Linked DNA regions of Homo sapiens: region 2 is linked to region 1. The links are chromatin loops, found by intact Hi-C in ENCODE. Cell type or tissue: MCF 10A. All regions are shown on one strand. Each heading gives the region's core, and the rest is flanking DNA. Links, peaks and the distances in the headings are about the cores only. Region 1 holds the start of SIGLEC1 (sialic acid binding Ig like lectin 1). Region 2 holds the start of AP5S1 (adaptor related protein complex 5 subunit sigma 1).

Region 1 (11,600 bases), core at 1,400-9,399:
AATTTTACATTATGTATATTTCACCACATACACACCCATGTTGCCAACTTTGCAATCCTCCCTGGTCCTAAATGCTGACTTGGCCAAGTGAACGAGGAGGCTGGAAGTGGGGACAGGAAACTCATGACCTCCCAGCTCCCAGCCCATCCGCCTCAGGGGCTGGGCTCAGCAGATTCCAATGACTACCAGGGGTCACACCTGGGAAGGGGGTGAGCCGAGGCCCAGGGCCAGTCAGGCTGACCAGGTGGGACTTAGCCTGCTGCAGAAGGCAGAAGGTGCCCCAGCAGGGGGCACAGTACAGGGCGGGATTGGGACAGGAAGGACACCGCTCCCCAGGGGACCCAGCCCTCTCGCAGGCTGCTGGAGTGGACTGATCTGGCCATTTATGGAGGCCCAAGGGCTCATCTCCAGTTCTCTAGGAAGCCCTAGGCCTCCTCCTCTTCTGGGAAGATGCACCCCCAGCCTCCACACCAGGTTCTTGGCCACTGGAGAATGATATAGCTGGGGCCCTGGGACCTGGACACCTCACCGTGAAGAAAAGCAGCCTGCTGGGCACACTGGGGGTCAGATGTGTCCCTGGCCACAGGGGATGTCAGGGTCAGCTCTGCTATGGCCAGGGCAGCTATCTTGTCCCAGCTCCCCTGTTCCTCCCATTTGGGGTCCTGAAAAGGGCAATCGTGAACCTGATGGAAGAATGGTGGGGTTCTGGACACAGCGACCCTGGAACAGGGCGCGGGGGAGGACCCTTTCCAGGACCACTCCCATCACATAATGTAGAGGCCACCTATGCTTAGCCCGGCCCTAACCCCAAAGGGGTCAGCCCCACCGGAATCCAGCCTATTGGCTCAGCCTGTCACCACAAAGGCCAGCTTCAGCCCAGATAACTGTTCTGGAAACAGAAAGAGCAGGGACCGCTCAGAAAGGAGATCTCTGTCCCTGTTTGAAAGCCTGGAGTTGAGGGGACAGTGCCCCGCCCCCCGCCCCCCGCAACTTGGGTTGCAGCTGTGGCCTAGTGAGCACGCAGCGCCCCCTGGTGGTCGAGGGGGAATTGCGGGTCCCGGGAAAGGGGGCGGTGTGCCAGCAACAGGGAGCAGGCAGCTCTGCAGCCCTGAACCATCCCTCCCTTGGGTGACTCTTTTGGAAATCATTGTTCCCCAGACAGGAGGTTCCTGAGGTTCATACTTGGGTCTCCAAGTCTTGGGTGCTCTGAAGACAGGATTTTAAATCCCCACTCCTACTATTGGTATGTGTTGCATCAGGGTGGCTTGAGCTGGCCTGGTACACAGTGGGCACTCACGTTTGCTGCCTGTTTGAGACCAAGTGCCTCAGGAGGTCTTGGAGGGTTGGCTGGGGCCCCAAGTCCCTGACCTCTGATTCCAGAGGCCAAGTTTAGCTGGGGAAGAAAGGGCAGAGGCAGTTTCCCTATGGACAGCTAGGCCCGGGTGTAGGATTCAGTTTCTGTTTCCTGACACCAAGGCTTCTCCCCAACTTCCCCATTGGGCTAGAGAAGGAAGAACACAGGGTGACATGGCCAGCTGGAGGTTACTGGCCCACAGATAGGGAGTCAGGGTACGGATGGGCAATTCCTGGAGCAGATTATGGTCAAAATAGTGGAAATCCCCAATCACAGGCCAAATGTTTAATTCTCAGAGCCATAGAATCCATAACTAATGCTTATTGGCTTTGACATGGGCAGTAGAAATTTCACACTTCATTCCTTAATCTGGCTCTAAATGCTTCTGGCTGGAGTGCTCACTCTCCAAACTGTGCTGGACAGCACCAGAAGCCCTCCTGTGGACGGACGAAGTGGTGATGGATGAAGTGGAATTGTGCTGGGGTTAGAGTAAGGAGAGATTATCGTTGGGCTGGGCTGGGGCTGAGGTCAGGGTGATGATCAGGTTGGAATTCTGGAAGCAAATTAAGGCTGGGATTGGGGTGGACATTGAGGTTGAGTGATGGGTGGGGGTAAGGGTGAAGGTTGGAGTTGGGTGCAGGTGATGGTTAAGATACGGTGGAGGCTGGGTTGAGATGAGGATGATAGAGTCGGAGTTGTGGTTAGGGTTGGGATGATGGATGGTTGGGATTAGATGAGATGAGTAAATGGTTAGGGTTGGGGTGCAAGTGAGGTGAGGGTGAGATAAGGTTGGAATAGGGGCTGGGGCTGGGGCTGAGGTAGGGTCAGAGCAGGGTGATGGTCGGGACTGGGATTGGGATGCAGGTTGGAAGGATTTGGGGGTGGTGGAAGGGTTTCAGTTGAGTCCATCTTTGATTAGTGTCTTGGACTTGGGTTGGTTTGGGGTCCACCACTCGCACCCAGATGGAGCCCCCCCCCGACCCCTGCCCCTATCCCGCTCAGCCAGTTTCAGCCCAGCCCCGCTCCTAATGCTCCACTCACCCTCTGGGCCCAGGGACCAGGGACAGGGGTACCTGCTCCACAGAAGGAAGTGGCTGCGGCGGTGCTGGACCTGCGGAGAGGAGAACAGGAAGGACGGCCAAGAGCTCCTGGTGCAGCTGGCTCCCCAGGGCTCTGCCGGCTCAAGAGAGAAGGATCCCGTATCAGGGGCTGCTTCCTCTTTCCCAAAGCCTCAGCTCTACTGTCCAACCCAGAGGCTGGTCAGGGAGGCAGCTGCAGGCCTTGCGCAATGCCAAAACGGGAAAGACCTCCATAGGGGAAGGCCCTCGGCAAGGCCAGGGACTTAGGGACTCCAGCAAGCAGAAGTGGGACCGCTGCAACGCTGGAGCCTCCCCAGGCAAAGTGAGAAATGGAGTGGGGGACTCCCATTCACCAGCCAAATCCACACCCCACTCTCTCTGAGCCCCTTAGGGAGGCTGGGGGAGGTGGAAGGGGGCTTCCTGCACACAGCTCTCCTCCCTGACACCTGAGAGGGAGGCGCGCCCAGCCTGGGGTGGGGATGCACTACACGATGCCCAGACCAAGGCAGTTATTCTCCAAGCCATTCAGGAGCCTCCCTGTACCACTGAGTACTCTTAAGAACCCCCAAGAGGCAGTCCCGTGTTGTGGGGGACATAAGGCCCCAATGTCCAGGACACTCCTCAGGTTTTCTCTTTCCCCTCTCACTGTCCTGTACGTTTTTTGGTTTTTGGCTTCTTGTTGTTGGTTTTTTTCTTTTTGTTTTGTTTTTGCTTTTGAGATGGAGTCTCACTCTGTCGTCCAGGCTGGAGTGCGGTGGCACAATCTCAGCTCACGGCAACCTCCACCTCCCGAGTTCAAGTGATCATCTTGCCTCAGCCTCTCGAGTAGCTGGGATTACAGGCATGCACCACCACATCCGGCTAATTTTTGTATTTTTGGTAGAGACGGGGTTTCACCATGTTGTCCAGGTTGGTCTTGAACTCCTGACCCCAAGTAATCTGCCTGCCTCGGCCTCCCAAAGTTCTGGGATTACAGAGGTGAGCCGCTGCACCCGGCCACTATCCTATACCTTCACCCCCACCTTGGGACAGGAAAGGAAAGCCCCCACCACAGCTAGTTACTGTTACATTACTGCAGCCCATCTTATTGAGGGCCTAGTTTGTGCAGGCACTTGACATGTGAAGCAGATGTTAATTGCTCCAAGCAATCCCAGATACAAGCAACAAGACTTTTTTTGGTTTTTGTTTGTTTGTTTGTTTTTGTTTTTTGAGACAGTGTCTTGCTCTGTCGCCCAGGCTGGGGTGTCCTGGTGCAATCTTGGCTCACTTTGGCTCACTGCAGCTTCGAAATTCTAGGCTTAAGCAATCCTCCTGCTTCAGCCTCCTAAGAAGCCGGGATTACAGGCGCTTGCCACTATGCACGGCTAATTTTTTAAGTTATTTTGTAGAGACGGAGTCTCCCTATGTTCCCAGGCTGGTCTCAAACACCTGGGCTCAAGTGACTCTCCCACCTCGACCTCCCAAAGTGCTGGAACTACAGGCGTAAGCCACCACTCCTGGCCATTTTTTTTTTTAATTTCACAACTCAAACTTAATTCAACTCAGTCCCTGCCTACCTGTACTGGTGGGGAGCTGGCCACAGCAAATTAGGCCCCTGTACCCTGAGGGCAAGGCCACGTGTGCAGGTGTAAAAGGATGTGAAACCCTAAATCAGGGTGGATCCAGAATCGCAGGCCATGGTGCCCCAAAGCAGATGTCTGGTGACATTCCACCCTGAAATGCTCAGGCTACAGAGATATTAGGTCTCTATCACTCTGTTCCTCTTTATAGCTCCTGTGTCCACTCCTATGCTTGGGCCATTTCCTCTTTCGGCCAAAACACAAAGGGTTCATCCCATTACTTCCTCCCTCAACAGCTGGTCCGGAGACACCCAGCTCTAGGCCTGTGGGGTTGTGACACATGGGTACCAATCCTTCAGTCCACTGGGACTCTATACATCCACCCCTTGGCTTCATGGTGGGAAAGCATCCCTTGACTTTGACCTTAGTCATATGACTTGCTCTGGCCAATGGATGTGCACGGACATGACACAAACTAAGTCTTGAAACGTACTTAAGCAGTTTGCCTTTCCCCCTGAATTTCTGTCATTGCCATGCAAGGGGCAGGCTCCAACTAACCTGCTGGTCCAAAGAGGATGACGAACACATGCAGATGACCTGAATCAGACCCATGGATTGAAACAAAACTCAGCTGAGCCCAGCCTACGTCCACCAGACCAGTCAACCTGTGGATGCGTGAATTTATTGCTGGATGCTGCTGAGAATTTTGTGGCTACATTAGCAAGATGATACAAGGCCTAAGTCCCAGAACAACACACCCAGAACTTGCTTACCTTTCCTTAGCATGAGGAGAGCAAAGACTTGTCTACCTTGATTAGTCAGGGAGCACTGCTTCCTGTCATTTCCTTGAGTATACAGCAAACTAGGTAAATAAATAAAAATAACTAGGTAGGCTGGGCACGGTGGCTCACGCCTGTAATCTCAGCACTTTAGGAGGCCGAGGTGGGCAGATCGCTTGAGGCCAGGAGTTCAAGACCAGCCTGGTCAACGTGGCGAAACCCTGTCTCTACGAAAAATACAAAAATTAGCTGGGCCTGGTGGCAGGCGCCTGTAGTCTCAGCTACTCAGGAGGCTGAGGCACGAGAATCGATTGAACCCGGGAGGTGGAGATTGCAGTGAGCCGAGATCACACTACTGCACTCCAGCCTGGATGACAGAGCGAGACTCTGCCTCAAAATATTTTAAAAAATGTAATTTCTCAGTAGGTCACACTGTTACACATTCATCTAATAACAATTATTCTTTTTCTTTTTTTTTTTTTTTTTTGGAGATAGGGTCTCACTGTCACCCAGGCTGGACAGGCTGGAGTGCAATGGCACAATCTCGGCTCACTGCAACTTTGACCTCCTAGGCTCAAGTGATCCTCCTGCCTCAGCCTCCCAAGTTGCTGGGACTACAGGTGAGTACCACCAGACGCAGCCAATTTTTGTATTTTTTTGTAGAGATGGGGCTTCACCATGTTGCCCAGGCTGGTCTCACACTCCTGAGAGTTCCCAGTCAAGTGATCCACCCACCTTGGCCTCCCAAAGTGCTGGGATTACAGGTATGAGCCACCATACCCAGTGAATTATTCTCGTTCCAGATAGGAAAACCAAGTCATAGGGAGGTTAGAGAATTTGCCAAAGACAAAACTTTTTGGTTGAAAAAAAATAAGTTTTGCTACAAGTATAGAAAACACCAAATAACGGTGTTTTAAATAAAATAGAAGTGTTTCACCCTCTCCCTCAAGTAAGTGTTGGCATCCAAGATGATATGACAACTCCACAATCATGAAACTAGATCCCTTTTTATTTTTTGGCTCAGTCATTGTCAATGGGCTGCTTCCAGTCATTGTCCAAAGTGGCTGCTTGCGCTCCAGCCACTGTATCTGCATTCGGGAAAGCAGGATGGAGGAAAGGACAAAGTAGGCCATGCCCTCTACTTTAAGATAACTCCTTAAATTGCTGATGTGGTGGGTCACTCCTGCAATACCAGCCACTCAGGAGGCTGAAGCAGGAGGTTCACTTGAACCCAGGAGCTTGAGGCTGCAGTGAACTATAATTGTGTCACTGCATTCCAGCCTGAGTGACAGAGTGAGATCTTGTCTCTTAACAACAACAAAAAAGGTAATTCTTTAAATTGTACACTTTATTGCTGCTTATATTCCACTAGAAGCTAGAAGTTAGTCACATGGTCTTAAGTCTTTATTCTAACAGGTGATGTGCCCGAGTGAATCCTGGGGGCCCAGTGCTAAGAAGTAGAGGGAGATGAAGCCCTGCCCTCCTGTGGAGCAACCAGGACCTTAATTCAGTCATTCATTCCTTGGACCTACCCAGATTCCAGCCTCAGGCCCCTGCCCACCTCCTTGCCAGTATCTCTGCAGAGCCTCCTGCCTCCCCCAGAGGGTGCCAGAGCCCTCTGCTTCCTCAGCCTTCAGACCCACTTGCTGTGTCTCAGGTGGGGACAACTCAGTCTATAGAGGCCCAAGGGAGATCTTTGAGACCCATACTGTAGTCAGCTTGGGGCAGATGGGAGTCATGTAGCTCACTGGCTAAAAGCCTAGGTCCTGCATAGAGCTGGGTTCAAATCCAGGCATATCCATCACCTGCTCTACGATCCCAGGAGTCACTCAATGACTCAGAAGCTAGAGTCCTCTGGAAAGCTTGTATGAAGAGTTCCCAGGGCCTGGAACATCAAAAGAGCTCTGAGAATGTTGGCTCTGCTGTTGCTTCTCTTATTGGGTATCTGAAGGCCGTACTCTCCTCTCTCCTCCACCCGAGGTGACCTCTACTCTCATAGCCACACCCTGGACCCTCACTCATTCAGTCACCTCACCCAGTCTGTCATCTGTCCCTCTGGCTCTCCTCTCCTGTTCATGCATCTTGTACTCACCCACTTCTGTCCCTGAGTGTTTCAAGGCTCTGGGGTTTTCAGAGACACTGAAGGGACCTCCCTCCTCAACACAACCACAAGGTCTAGGTGGAATGACCCACTAAGGGACCGGCTCTGAAGCCAGAGACTTCCAGGGAAAGTCAACAAGCCCAAGGATGCCCGTTACAAGAAAGTTAAAAGACCCATGTACATGTCCTCCCGTTTTATTCCCTGCTCAGGGTCTGGGCATACAGTGGAACACATGCAGTCCCCAAAGGACACCGTCTGTACAGAGTCAGATGGAGTTAAGAACATTTAGCCGGCTGGGCGCGGTGGCTCACGCCTGTAGTCCCAGCTACTCGGGAGGCTGAGGCAGGAGAATGGCGTGAACCCGGGAGGCGGAGCTTGCAGTGAGCCGAGATCGCGCCGCTGCACTCCAGCCTGGGCCACAGAGACAGACTCTGTCTCAAAAAAAAAAAAAAAGAATATTTAGTCTGGGCACGGAAGCTTATGCCTGTAATCCCAGCACTTTGGGAGGCTGAGGTGGGCGGATAACCTGAGGTCAGAAGTTTGAGACCAGCCTGGCCAACATGGTGAAACCCCATCTCTACTAAAAATACAAAAATTAGCCAGGCATCTGTAATCCCAGCTACTCAGGAGGCTGAGGCAGGAAAATCACTTGAACCCAGGAGGTGGCGGTCACAGTGAGCCAAGATTGTGCCAGTGCACTCCAGCCTGGGTGACAGAGCAAGACTCCATCTAAACACACACACGCACACGCACACATATTTAAACCACCACACCAACATCTAGTTCAAGATGGTGGACTGAGAACTTGTCTCTGCCATTCCTGGCCCATCCAATACCACTGAGAGCACAGTAAGCAAAGGGAAAAGGAGACAGAAGGGCTGGGAACAGGATGGCTGGGGGATGGGAAGTATCCACTGCACAGGATTTTGATTTAATTCTAGAAGATAGAAAGAGGGAGGATCACGTTCAGGAACAGATGCGGGTAAAGGAAACCAGAGCCAAAGCACGCTGAGAGAAAGCTGCCCCAGAGGCCGGAGCAGAAGTGGACTCTCTACAGGGACTCAATACACCCCAAAGGGTTGGTAGCTGGCACACGTACCTCTCCACCCCCACATGTAACACTGCAGGGCAGAGGAAATACCCTAGGTGAGTTCCAGTATCAATCAACCTGCCCTTTGTTCATAAAGATGAATTGGTTACCAGGTATTACCAGACAGGTGAGGAAGACCAACACAAAGAGAAAGATCCAGAAACAAACAGGCCAGGCGCATTGGCTCACGCCTGTAATCCCAGCACTCTGGGAGGCCAAGATGGGTGGATCACCTGAGGTCAGGAGTTCAAGACCAGCCTTGCCAACATGGTGAAACCCTGTCTCTACTAAAAATACAAAAATTAGCTGGGTGTGGTGGGGTTCTCCTGCCTCAGCCTCCCGAGTAGCTGGGAGGCTGAAGTAGGAGGTTCACTTGAACCCAGGAGCTCGAGGCTGCATTGAACTATGATTATGTCACTACATTCCAGCCTGAGTGACAGAGTGAGATCTTGTCTCTTAACAACAACAAAAAAGGTAATTCTTTAAATTGCACACTACATTGCTGCTTATATTCCACTGGCTAGAGGTTAGTCACATGGTCTCATGTCTTTATTCTAACAGGTGATGTGCCCGAGTAAATCCTGGGGCCCCAGTGCTAAGAAGTAGGGGGAGATGAAGCCCTGCCCTCCTGCTTGAACCCTAGAGGTAGAGGTTGCAGAGAGCGGAGATCATGCCACTGCACTCCAGCCTGGGTGACAGAGTGAGACTCCATCTCAAAAAATAAAAAATAAATAAATAAATAAATAAATAAATAAATAAAAACCTACAGCAAAGAACAAAGAGCTATTGCACCGTTACTGTGGGCCTGGCAGTATTATGACAACTTTTTTTTTTTTTTTTTTTTTTGGAGATGGAGTATTTTTCTGTCACCCAGGCTGGAGTGCAGTGGCTCAATCTCAGCTCACTGCAACCTCTGCCTCCTGGGTTCAAGCGATTCTCCTGCTTCAGACTCCCGAGTACCTGGTATTATAGGCACATCCCACCACACCCGGCTAATTTTTGTATTTTTAGTAGAGACCGGGTTACAACATGGTTTCACCATGTTGGCCAGTCTAGTATCAAACTCCTGACCTCAGGTGATCCACCCGCCTCAGCCTCCCAAAGTGCCAGGATTACAGGCATGAGCCACCACACCCATCCAGTGTTCTGACAATTTTATACTTATTAACTCATTTAGCAACCCTCTGAGCTAGATGCTATTGTTATCTCCACTTACAGGAAACTGAGTCACAGAATGGTACAGTAAAATAACCTTGACCGAGGTTTACATGGCTGGTAAGTGGCAGAGAAATGAAACTTGAACCCAGGCAACCTGTTTCCTGAGTTGGACTCTGAACTACTCAGCCATACTGCCTATTTATTTATTTATTTATTTACTTACTTACTTATTTATTGAGATGGGGTCAGCCGGGCATGGTGGCTTACGCCTGTAATCCCACCACTTTGGGAGGCTGAGGGGAACAGATCACTTGAGGCCAGCAGTTCGAGACCAGCCTGGACAACAAGGAGACAGGGTCTCGCTCTGTCACCCAGGCTGGAGTGCAATGGTGCAATCATGGTTCACTGCAGCTTCGACCTCCCAGGCTCAAGCGATCCTCCCACCTCAGCCTCCCAAGTAGCTGGGACCATAGGCACCCACTATCATGTCCAGCTAATCGAAAAAAAAAAATTATATAGAGATGGGGGTCTCACTATATTGCCTAGACTGGTCTCTAACTCCTGGGCTTAAGCAATCCACCCACCTTGCCCTCCCAAAGTACTAGAATTACAGGTGTGAGCCACCGTGCCTGACCAATACTTCCTCTTTAATAAACTAAACAAAAAGTGAACAAACCAATCCCGGAGGGAACAGATAATTCAAGGAATACAAGAAAACTTATGAAAAGAAAGATTCTAGTGCCAATATGTTCATAAAACAAAAAAAAAGCAGCTATGAAAAGAAAGCAAAAAATAATTCTTGGAAATTTAAAATAGAATTGCTGAAATAAAAAGAAATTCAATAGAAAAGGGTGTGAACATCTGTGGTTTTGGTTTCCAAAATTAGTTCACTCTTCTTTGGGTAAAAATACCCTGATTTTCCTGCTGTATTCTCAAGCCCTGTGGGTTGGTGGAATTGACACCTCTTCCATTTACTGCACGAGAGAAGCATGTTGCTGCTCACAGTTCATTATGAGGAGCCAGCAGGTAAAGACAACACTGAGGGCAGATGAAAGATATATACTGACCCTGGGTCCTTGTGGACATCATTGAGTCCCTGGATCAAGCCTTACCTGAAGCTAAAGGGATGAGTGCTTCTCACTGTTAATAGCCACTGATCAAATTCCATAGAAGGACTCCAATTATCCTTGCCTCAGTTGTGTGTCCAGCCCTCGGATGAGCTACCATCAAGGGAAACTGCCAGACCTTGGTGACAAGCCCACCCACTGAAAATGGGGAAAAAACCCAAGTCACATCATTGAACTGAAAGAGCTGCAGTTCCCCGAAAGACAGGAGAGAAGGAATGCTGGATAAACACAACAACTACTTCATCTCACTGCACCTGCAAAGAATCCAGGCACAGGAAGGTGGGCACAGCAAGTAGTCTTTCTGGTTGACATAACAAAGACAACATCTGTTTCTTCTCTCAGAAAGAAGTAAGAAAGGCAATTGGAGAACCAGAAACGACAAAATCTATTCCAGGACCAAATAGAAAGAAAACACATCTGAAGCATGATTTTGAACAATTAGTGGGGTGTAAGAAAAGAGAATCCATTTGACCTTGACATCTGAAACAGCAAATATTCTCCATCAAGGCACTTTAGGGTAGAGGAAATGATACTATGTTTCCTTCTCAAAGGAGCTATCTGGTTACGTGGTTCTGCAGTAAATGACGTTTATACAATCATAACATCCGTTGGTTTTCAATTTTCAGAATCAACCTGAAGATAAAGCATGGAAGATTTCATTATAATTACCGAACAGCATGCAAATGTTACAAACTTTGACCATGAAAATGTAAAAAAGAGCCCAGGCGCAGTGGCTCACGCCTGTAATCCTAGCACTTTCGGAGGCCGAGGCGGGTGGATCACAAGGTCAGGAGTTTGAGACCAGCTTGGCCAACATAGTGAAACCCCATCTCTACTAAAAATACAAACATTAGCTAGGCATGGTGGCACGCACCTGTAGTCCCAGCTACATGGGAGGCTGAGGCAGGAGAATCACTTGAACCCAGGAGGCGGAGTTTGTGGTGAGCCAAGATCACGCCGCGGCACTACAGCCTGGTCAACAGAGCAAGACTCCATCTCAAAAAAAAGAAAAGAAAAGAAAAGAAAAGTAGACAGCAGAAATTAGAGGGAGATGGCAGGTGACCTGGGGCTGGGGGAGGCACAATTTTTCTTACATAGTGATAGGGCTCAAGAAATTCTTTCTAAAATTGATGTATGAGGAACGAAATTTTAAATATAGATTGTTTAGAACTATAAGTAGCACCAACACAGGACTCCAGTAATCACACAGCAAACAAAACTGAGAAAACAGACATGGGCGGGGAGATGGGAATGGGTGATTTCCATTCCCTGCTTTAATGATGAGGTGTCAGTAGATGCTCTCTTGAGTTACTAAATTGAGAAACAAAGATAAAGTATATTGTTTAGAGGAGT
Region 2 (10,938 bases), core at 949-8,948, 110 kb after region 1:
AATGACTTTCCTGAGGCCTCACCCAGGTGGCTCCTACAGTGCCCCACCGGCTGGGGAGGATGCAGATGCATTTCTGATTGGACTCATGTCCTCTAAATAAAGGAGGGCCAGGGGACCCTGAGTCTGGGAAGGCTGGCTTCTTTTCACCCTTTGTATTTGCTCTGATCTAGTCCTTATATCCAGAATGCCCTTCCTGCCATCTGCAGCTACTGAACTCCTACCTCTCCAGAAAGCCCAGTTCAGATGCTCCCTCCTCCACACAGTCTTGCCAGATTGCTCCTCCAGAGTCCTCCCCACTTCTGAATCTGTTGGCCATCTTGACTCCTACTTGCCTTGGCCATTGCACCTGTCTGCACAGAGCCTGATGGGAACTCTAAGCACCCAGAGGATTTTCCCAGCAGAATGAGTGGATGAGCACACAAATGAATGGTGTGTTCTCACTTTTAGGCCATCTCCATCCTTTGCGATCTTGTTCAAGTCCTCCCTCCACGTACAGTCCTCCCCCGACCTCTCTTACTTCCATGGTGGCTGCTCCAGGGAGCAGAGCTCATGTCCCCGGTGCCTTCCACTTGGCACCATGCTGTGAGACACTGGCCACATCAGGGAGCATCTCTGAGCCCACTTAGTTATCTGTTAAATGAAAGGCTATGCTCTAAATTTCTTCTCATGCTAAAAACCTCAACCCTGCCAGAATTCAAGCCTTGGGGCAGGGGAAGGATTCTATCACATTCCTTTTTTTTTTTTTTTTTTTGAGACGAGTCTCGCTCTGTCACCCAGGCTGGAGGGCAGTGGCGCGATCTCGGCTCACTGCAAGCTCCTCCTCCCGGGTTCACACCATTCTCCTGCCTCAGCCTTTCCGAGTAGCTGGGACTACAGGCGCCCGCCACCACGCCCGGCTAATTTTTTGTATTTTTAGTAGAGACGGGGTTTCACCGTGGTCTCGATCTCCTGACCTCGTGATCCACCCTCCTCGGCCTCCCAAAGTGCTGGGATTACAAGCGTGAGCCACTGCGCCCGGCTATCCCATTCTTATCTTCCAGTTTAAAGGCAGACTTCAAAGTAAAATCGTTTTAGTGGAATTGTCACAGCCATTGTTAAGGTTTTAATTGAATTTAGTATATAGAAAAGTGCATATATCTTAAGTGTCCAGCTTGGTTAATACTTACAAAGAGAATATACTCATGTAATCACCACCCAGATCAAGACTTGGAATGTGACCATCTCCTAAAGCTCCATGCCTCTCCAGTCATTGCCTCCCTGGGATAACCACCATTCTGACTTGTAACAGTGCAGCATGGCTTGCCTAGATTTGGACCTTTTATGTTAATGGAGTCACATGGCATGTACACTTCTGTGACTGGCTTCTTTCACTGAACATTGTGTCTGTGAGAGTCACTCATGTTGTGTATCAGTAGTTGTTCTTTTCCATTGCCCTATACTATTCCACTGTACGAGTATACCACAATTTATCCATCATTCCATAACTGATGGATATTTGGGTAGTTTCCAGTTTGGGACAATTAAGAGTAAAGATACTGGCCAGGGGCGGTGGCTCATGCCTGTAATCCCAGCACTTTGGGAGGCCAAGGCGGGCAGGAGTTCATGAGGCCAGGAGTTCGAGACCAGCCTGGCCAACATGGCGAAACCCCGTCTCTAATGAAAATACAAAAATTAGACAGACGTGGTGGCAGGTGCCTGTAACCCCAGCTACTCGGGAGGCTAAGGCAGGAGAATCGCTTGAATCCAGGAGGCAAAGGTTGCAGTGAGCCGAGATCGTGCCACTGCACTCCAGCCTGGGTGACAAGAGCAAGACTCCATCTCAAAAAAAAAAAAAAAAAAAAAAAAAGAGCAAAGATACTATGAATATTCTATTTGTGTCTTTTGGTGAACAACAGCCCTTATTTCACTCAGGTACACATCAAGAGTGGCGCTGCTGGGTCATGGAGCAGTGAGGTCAGCATGAGTAGCCACTGCTGGGCTTGCTGTTTTAGATGATGTCTGAGCTAGCAGGCATAGACATTCCCAATGTACCCAGAACAGACTCTCAGAAGCATGGGTTGGACCCAGGAGAGCCCAGTGGCCAAGGAAAAGGGATCTCCCAGGGCACACCCACAAGCAGCCTCCAGCAAAACCATCAAGCAAAACCCCCACTCCCAGTAGGCTGAGGAAGCCCTCCATGCTGTCACCTCCATCTGGGTCTCCCACTGTCCTCTGGGAGTAGTAGCTCAAGCCAGCCTCCCACAGCTGTCTCCTCCACACACCTCACATGAGGCCAGCCCTCTAGTGGTCAGAAACTTGGTGTTGACTCACTGCCTGAGGAGTGGACAGAGGCTGGGAAACTGTGTTCCAGATGCCAGGTGGCCCCCAGCAACCAGAGCCCTCTCCTTGCTAGCTCTCTGCTGTAATCAGCTGGCAGACACCAGCCCTGGCTGAGAGCAATAGGGACTGGGGACCAGGAGCTGTGCCAACATCACTCCCCAGCCTCGTAGCTGAGGCCCCACAGTCTCTGGGCTTGCCGCAACACCTGCACACACATTTACGTGTTGTCACATGCTTTGGCCAGGCCCTGGCCACCTGCAGCTTCCCTTCAGTCACCTCCTAACCTATCCTGGGTCCTATGGCTTAAGGGGCCCAGAGTGCACTTTCTCAGGGGGTGCTGGCTCTAGGATCCCTGCCTGGGCCACCCTACCCTGTTCTCCTTTCTTGTCACCAAAGAGCGTGTTCAAGCCGGCTCCAGTCCTGTGTTGTGCATGGCCCTGGGGAGTGGAGATGGAAGCCATCAGCACTATTGGTGAGACCTGATTCACAGGGGTGCAAAGGCCGCAGCTGAATGCCAACGGGCAGCCTGAGCAGGAAGGCTTCCTCCCATTTTGTCTGAGTATATATCTACAAGGTCAATTAAAAGGACAGGAAAGGCCAGGCGTGGAGACTCACGCCTGTAATCCTAGCAATTTGTGGGGGAGAAGCGGGAGGATCACTTGAGCCCAGAGTTCAAGACCAGCCTGGGCAATACAGTGAGACGCTAACTCTACAAAAAAATTTAAAGTAGCTGGATGTGTTGCCTGCCTATAGTCCCAGCTACTTGGGGGGCTGAGGTAGGAGCATTGCTGATGGGAGCGGGCAGCGAGGCTGCAAAAAAAAAAAAAAAAAAAAAAAAAGCCGGGAAAGGGAATTCTAGGCTGGGGGAACAGTCAGTGGGGGAGGCTCCGAGGCACATTTGGGGGACAAGGCTGAAGCCATTCACATGCCAAGAGGTAAAGGAGGTGCAGCTTCATGGTCGCGGTGGGGGTGGTAGTGGTGGTGGTGGCTGGAGGAACACATGCAAGTCAGGCAGTGAGGCCCAGGCAGGCCTTGTGGGGCCCCCAAACACCAATGGGCCAAGCCTCCAAGTTGGGGCTTTTACGTAAGGCTCTATAGGGGTTAGCGCCAGAGTGCCCCTTTCAGGTTTAAGGTATAAACCTCTTCCCTGTTGTTTTGATGGCCTCCAGTCAAGAAGGGGGCTTGCTGGTCAGCCCTACTAAGCGTTCGCCCTGGGCGACACTCTACAAGGTTTTACTGGGGCCCAATGAAATTGACAGATCTGCCAGGGACACACACTGAGAGTCCAGAAGCAGCGTTCGAATCGTTCTGCGCCGAACCGAGTGACAGCATTAAACCGCTGCAGGAACCCACAAATTCAGAATCTGCGCAAAATACACATATTTGTATTTAAAATCCGCGCAAAATACCCATGTGCCTAAATACACATATTTCCCTCCAAAGTCATAATTTCCGGGGGTACAGCCCAGGAATGTACATTTGAACTGGTGCCCCAGTGATTCTCACGCATGTTGGCTAGATAAGAACTCAGCCGCAGCCCGTAGCTGCGCGGCCCGGCCTAGGTCCACCCGCCGCCCGTCCCGGAGCCTCCTAAGGCCGCAGGCGACGCGCCCCGCCCTCCGGGGACAACTAGGCCCCGGCCTTTTCCGCAGACTCCGCGCTCCGAGCCGCGGCGCCCCCTCGCGGCCGCCGGGGTCGGCAGCCTGGGGCTCCGCTGATCTAGGGCAACGAGCGGGGGACGCTTCGAGCCCGCAGCGAGAGTGACCAGCATGGTCCCTGCCGGCAGCTCGGGGCCGGAGGGTTTTGACTGCAAGGCCAGCCCACGCCGAGGGTCCAAGCATCGGGATATGCCGCCAGCACCTGGCTGCTGCAGCACCGCGCTGGACATGAGCGCTCCGCCCAACCCGACGGCGTCAGCTGGCGCGCGCGCCCGCGACCGACGTGCGCAGGCGCCCACGGGCCGCGCAGCCGCCATTGCTCTCCTGCCACGGAGGGGAGCGCTTGGTGGCAGTCCGCGGGCCCGGACGGAAGGCTGAGGCGACGCCTCGACGACAGCGGACCGGAGCTGCAGGGGCAACACATTCAGGGCGGGGTGCCCCATTTAGGCCTGGCTGACCGGAGTAAGAAACTACAACCCCCGAAGTGCCTTGCGCCTCAAGGTTACGGAGGCAGTGACGTAAGCTGTCTTGACCGCTACCATTTCTCTAGTAGAGGCGGGACGCGGCGGCGCGGAGTGATGACGCGCTCTGCTGGCGGCTGGAGGGTTGCGGAGGTCAGCAATTGGGTGCTGGGCTCCGGTTCTCGAAGTGCCTTTGCGAACCTGCTATTTTACCAGTTTAAACTGACGGTCTGTTTAGCCTTAGCTACAGATACCCACTGACTGTGTACCCGCCGCCTTTCAACCCCCGGGCCGGCCACTGAGCCAGCCAGATAACCATTACTATTATTTAGTTTCTATTTTGAAACAGTTTCAGGTAACTCCTGTATGCACTTGGATGAGATTCACAAGTTGTAACCTCATTTGCCCCATTTACCTTATTATTTCCTCTGTTTTTCTCTCTGCCTTTTTTCTTCCCTGGACCAAGTGAGTTAGTTGCAGATATGAAATCCTGTTTCCTCTATATTTAGAGGCCCATCCGTGTTTATTTTCTAAAAACAAGGACGAGCTCCTGCATTCAAAATCGGGTAACATTGGTCAAGACTTTTTCTGACCCATAGTCCATATTGAAATGTTTTTAAAGTTTTTATTAGTGTCCTAATAATGCCCTTTATGGAAATTATCCTTTTGTTTTTCTTTCTTTTTTTTTGAGACAAGAGTTTCCCTCTGTCGCCCAGGCTGAAGTGCAGTGGTGCGATCTCGGCTCACTGCAGCCTCCCCTCCCGGGTTCAAGCGATTCTGTGGCTTCAGCCTCTCAAGTAGCTGGGGTTACAACCATGCGCCACCATGCCCGGCTAATTTATTTTTAGTAGAGATGAGGTTTCACCATGTTGGCAGGCTGGTCTGGAACTCCTGACCTCAAGTGATCCGCCCACCTAGACCTCCCAAGGTGCTGGGATTACAGGCGTGAGTCACCACACCTGGCCCAAATTACCCTTTTCTTGGTCCAGGACCCGATCCAGGAGTACACGTCGCATTCAGCTATCTGGTCTCTTCAGTCTCCTTCGGTCTGGAGCAGCTCCTCAGGTTTTCCATGACCGCATGACCTTGACGCTTTTGAAGATACCTGTTGTTTTGTAGAACTAGGTTTAGGGTGGTCTGAGATTTTTTTTGTTTGTTTGTTTGTTTTTCTTTTTTCTTTTTTTTTTTTTTTAGTTTATGCCTATTCTGCTTATGTATGTCTGAGATTTTTTATCACTGGATTCTGTTATGTGATGTTGTTCAGATGCTGTTATTCAAAGTGTTCAGCCTCACTGGCCTCTGGATACACTCCCAGACACTGCCAGGTCAGCCCCTTCCTGTGGTCGCCTCTCCTGCTGGGGTTCACTCTCACCTTACCAATGTCTCTGGCTTCCCTGTAGCACCCACCCTGGAGCCATGGTCCACGCCTTCCTCATTCACACCTTGAGGGCCCCGAATACTGAGGACACGGGCCTTTGCCGAGTGCTGTACTCCTGCGTCTTCGGTGCTGAGAAGTCACCTGATGACCCACGGCCGCATGGTGCCGAGAGGGACAGGCTTCTCCGGAAGGAACAGATTTTAGCTGTGGCCAGGTAACCACACAGCCCAGCCCCAGGCCTTCATTGAACACGTACCTGATTGTAATAGGTATTTTCGGGGAGTGGGGACGCAGAGAAATAGGAGGACTAAGAAGCAGAGAGGAAGTTTTAGAGTAGCATTTCCCAGAGAGTCTTCCACAGCTTTTCATAAGTGTTACGTGAAAAGGGTTAAATAAATAATAATTCTGTTATCATTATTAGTATAATTAGCATTTGTTCAGCCTGTAAGTGCTAAGCATTTATATTCTGAACATCTTATATATATTAACTCATTTAATCCTCATAATAGTCTTTTGAGGTAGGTATAGTTATTATCTCCACCTTATAGATGAGTAAACTGAGGTATAGAGTGTTTGAGGAATTTAACCTGTCCAAGGTTACATAGCTAGAAAGTAGCAGAACTAAGATTTGAGAGTAGGCAGGCAGACAGTACAGATTAAACATGCTTTTCAGTGCAGTACTTAACAGGGCCTTTAGTGTGCCTGTAGACTTTATGAATTTCTAACGAAGAGAGAGGATGTGGTACATGAGGACTCCAGAAAGCCAGGGATCCAGATCACAGTTTGGAATATACTGTTCCAGACTAGGGTGGCTAGCCTTGGCTCTTCCCCTCTCAGACCCAGCCAGAACTGGTAGGTGCTGGAGCCTCCTGGACCTCCGCATTCTGGGTGGGGTAGCACCACTCTGGGGCAACCTTCTGCCAACTCCTGCCTTTCCCTTGTTCTTCTTATTCTCCTTCCCCTCCCTGTAGCTCAGAAAACCAAATACATGCCTTTAAAACCAGCCTGTGCGTGGCTCAGACTGGAAGGTGATTCAGGAAAGATCAAAGGGAGCTTCTAAGAAGCCTTGTTGGTCCAATGGAAGGTCTTTCTTTCATATTTGGAGAGGGTTGCAGGATAGGGTGGAGATTGGACTGCCCACGTTGGGTGATGGCGTTTATTTTCTGCCTCATCCCTTTCCTTTTTTTGAGATGGAGTCTTGCTCTGTCGCCCAGGCTGGAGTGCAGTGGCGCAATCTTGGCTCACTGCAACCTCCGCCTCCTGGGTTCATGCCATTCTCCTGCCTCAGCCTCCCGAGTAGCTGGGACTACAGGCGCCCGCCACCACGCCTGGCTAATTTTTTTAAATATTTTTAGTAGAGACGGGGTTTCACTATGTTAGCCAGGATGGTCTCGATCTCCTGACCTCGTGATCCGCCCGCCTCGGCCTCCCAAAGTGCTGGGATTACAGGCTTGAGCCACCGCGCCTGGCCAAGCCGCTTCCCTTTCCTTTATGTGGAGAAGGCCTCTGTGAAGCAGGTGAGGGCAGGATCTTCTTCCTCTGGTGCCCTTTTTCAGCCCAAGGAGCTGGGTTGAAAACCTGCCCTCTTGGCCACATGGAATAAAGTGGTTCAGGACCTGGAGGCTCACACTTCCTGATTCTGTGGCCCTGGGCAGATCACTTAGTCTCTCTAGGCCTCAGTTTTCTCACTTGAGATATGGGGATGATGGTAGCTCCCAGCACCAGGGTTGATCATGAGGATGACAGAGTTGGTGTGTGAGCCCACCAGCCTGACCTGCCCACTCTCCCCAGGCAGGTAGAGTCAATGTGTCGGCTGCAGCAGCAGGCATCTGGCCGGCCCCCCATGGACCTGCAGCCGCAATCCTCAGATGAGCAAGTGCCGCTGCACGAGGCCCCACGTGGGGCTTTCCGCCTGGCAGCAGAGAACCCTTTCCAGGAGCCACGGACGGTGGTGTGGCTGGGCGTGCTCTCGTTAGGCTTTGCCCTGGTGCTGGATGCCCATGAGAACCTGCTACTGGCTGAGGGCACGCTCCGGCTGCTGACACGCCTCCTCCTTGACCACCTCCGGCTGCTGGCGCCCAGCACCAGCCTTCTGCTGCGGGCTGACCGCATTGAGGGCATCCTCACCCGCTTCCTGCCACATGGTCAGCTGCTTTTCCTCAACGACCAGTTTGTCCAAGGCCTGGAGAAGGAATTCAGTGCCGCTTGGCCCCGCTGATTCCTCGTTGGGATGGTGCTTCTGAGGGCAGGCAGAGGGTAGACACACAGCCAGATGAAGCTTGGCATCTCCCTCCTACCCAGCAGCTCTGATGTGCTGCTATACCAGGACAAGTGGGTGACACAAGCCTGCAGAAAGGGGGCTGGGCAGAGGGTGGAGGAGGTCCTGCCTGTCCTCAGGTTAGTGGAACCACAGAACTTCCTGAGCCTAGAGCTGCTGTGTTACTTAGACCGCTGCCGTGCGGCAGCCACGCTTGTCCTTGAACCCACCTTCCTCCATCCCTGCCAGCCGATAGTGCTAGGGTGAGGAGCTGCCTGGAGCTCACCCCGCTCTTCTTCCAAACCCACAGTCAAGGCCAGGCGCGGTGGCTCACGCCTGTAATCCCAGCACTTTGCGGGGCTGAGGTGGTTGGACCACCTCAGGTCGGGAGTTCAAGACCAGCCTGGCCAACATAGTGAAACCCCATCTCTACTAAAAATACAAAAATTAGCTGGGTGTATGGCGCCCACCTGTAATCCTAGCTGCTCAGGGGGCTGAGTCATGGGAATCACTTGAACCTGGGAGGCAGAGTTTGCAGTGAGCCGAGAGTGCGCCACTTCACTCCAGCCTGGGCAACAGAGTGAGACTCCATCTCAAAAAAAAAAAAAAAATCCCACAGTCATCGAAACACAAAAGGGGTCTCAGACTCCCCTGAGGGTGGAGGAGCTGTGCCTGCATGCTGGCAGGCCACAGCCCCTGGCTTTGTGCCCACTTAGGCAGTATTATCAACAAGGTCCTGCTCAGTGTCCAGCCCCCGCTGAGTTCAGAAATGCATCTGCCAATCAGCAGCAGGATTCTGCAGCTCCTTTTGTGCCAAGCCCGTTCCCACCAGGCAGGCTCGAGATAAAGTCATCACAGCCTTCCCTCATCTGCAGGGAGAGAAGTTGCTGTCAGATGAATGTGAGCAGTCTAGCCTGGATGACATATTTTTCGTTTTGAATTAAAAGCACTGGCTGTGTGATTTTACCCTCTTTCTGTGAGTTTGATGCGTGCATCCTGCTCCTATGAGTGAGTGCCTCTCTGGATGGCCCCAAAGCTGCGTGTCTGAGCTTTCGTGGTCAAGGATCCCCCTAGGAGGCTTCTTGGGATGCCTCCATCTCTCATCCCCACCTCACCTCTGTCTCCTTAGAGGCCTCCTTTGGATGGTGGCACACATTTCTCCACCAAAGTATATGTCACAGGTGGCAGGTGGCTGTGGCAGAGCCGTCTGAGAAGCAGTGCTTGGGCTGAGAATTGGTGCGAGTGGTTTATGTGGGGTGGGCGGTGATCCCGGGAAGCAGGAAGGGGACACAGTCCTCGTGAATGCTTGTCAAGCCTATTAGGACTGTGGTAGGGAGCTGAGTGCCTCTAGGGGGCTGCACACAGCAGTTGCCTCTGAATTACCTCACCTGAGAGGTGGCGGCTGTGGGTGTTTGCCTACTGCCTTTAGTCAGTGGTTACAGGTTGATCCCAGGGTGCATACATTCCCTGGCTCTTTCTGCCCCTGAGAAAAAGCCTTCAGGCAATGTGGAGCTGGGCCTGCCTGCACCATGTTGAGTCCCAAAGGGATATGGGTGGGGTACCAAAAGTCGGTGGTTAGGAGGTCTTCAATCAGCAGCTTCTAGTGAAGGTTTAAACTTACTCAGTTGGGGGCGGGGGGTGGGGGAAAAACCACTTCAGTTTACATTGATTTTCATGATCTTCCTGTTACCAAGGAAGGTGAGGCTTTCTTGGCAGAACGAGCCTCCTAGGTGCTCAGCTCTCATGCTTGCCATCCATCAGTTGCCCTTTAGCATCCAGGATGGACCCAACTACACCCACTTTGGAGGCAGCACTGATGATTAGCCCTTCCAAGTCCATGGCCAAGGCCACCAGCCATGCCAGGCCTTCTACCACCACTGTCAACATAATTGGGATGAGGCCACCTTTTCCATTTTATGGTGCCACAAACCACCTTGACCATGAAGACCTAAAGGGATGTTACTCTGTGTGTGTGGCCAAGTCCCACCAGTGGAAATGTCCCACAGGCCTCTAGTAGGGACACCCCTTCCCTATACATTCTGTTCTCCTGGCCCACCCCTCACCCCAGGCTGGCGGTCCTGGTGGATTGGCTGTGTTCTCAGGGAACAGGCCATTTTGTCCTCTATGGAAAGGCTCAAGCTTACTGATCTGAATTCTTTCTGCCTTTTTTTCAAACGGAACTTAAGGAAGAGGTTGAGACTCTGCTCCCCTGGGAGCTGTGGGAAGTTGAGGTTAGGCGTGGCTGGTGGCCTGGTTCTCATGAGGTGGGGCAAACTGATGGACAAGAGAATAGTAGAGACTGAGACCACACCGTGGGGCTGCTGAGCTCCAGTTCCTGTCCAGCTGGACCAGGGTTTTCTTAACCAGATGAGCTTGCCCAGCACCCTTCCCACACTTCACACTTCTGCCCCAGCCTCTTGGGCTGGGTTTCCACCACAATTTATGCTCACCATATATTTATCGAGCCTCCCTTGGGCCTGATGCTCTGCTGGGTGCAATGCAGGATACAGAATGACCCCAAAGTTCCAGGAGAGACAGAGCTAAGGCCAGGTGACTGCAGATGACTGCAAAGCAGCAATGGTTTGAGCATCCCTGAATTGCTGCTCACAAGTGCTTTAAACACCTAAAGGAAGAAGGGGCACTTCAGTGACGAAGGCCAAGTGAAGGAGCCAGGATTTAGAACTAAAAGTGAGATGGCTATGGAAGCAAACTTGCCTCCCTCTCCAAGCCTCTTCCCTTTCTTCTCCCTGCCCCAGGAACCCTGGCCAAACCACATATCCCTCAGCTTCTTGAGAGAACTAGAGACTTTGAGCAGCTAGTAGTGTTACCAGTGTACCTCCACAAACACTCCTGGGACAACAGATG

Evidence for each region. Hi-C counts contacts between places; a loop is a spot of excess contacts. Peaks named below come from ENCODE experiments on the same cell type or tissue, not always from the same donor. Only the 100,000 strongest peaks of a DNase experiment are listed, where the experiment ranks them.
Region 2: a loop joins it to region 1, with 25 times the contacts of the local background. A loop is called at or near these places in 2 of 110 quality-filtered maps.

The regions. Positions count from the first base shown.
Region 1 is chr20:3,710,043-3,721,642 of GRCh38, forward strand. SIGLEC1 (sialic acid binding Ig like lectin 1) reads right to left here and starts at 2,558. Exons shown (of 22, transcript NM_023068.4): 1 at 2,428-2,558. RefSeq lists a silencer at 6,429-6,488 and an enhancer at 6,844-7,013. In MCF 10A, for the core only: a CTCF peak has its summit at 6,400 (motif pointing right); a DNase peak (open chromatin) is centred at 6,389.
Region 2 is chr20:3,816,264-3,827,201 of GRCh38, forward strand. It overlaps AP5S1 (adaptor related protein complex 5 subunit sigma 1), which reads left to right and starts at 4,284. Exons shown (of 3, transcript NM_018347.3): 1 at 4,284-4,495; 2 at 5,839-6,030; 3 at 7,608-10,938. The coding sequence starts at 5,855. The coding sequence ends at 8,034. RefSeq lists a silencer at 3,808-4,087 and enhancers at 4,084-4,787, 4,328-4,667. In MCF 10A, for the core only: CTCF peaks have their summits at 2,283 (motif pointing left), 3,993 (motif pointing left) and 4,196; DNase peaks (open chromatin) are centred at 2,288, 3,998, 4,518 and 5,358.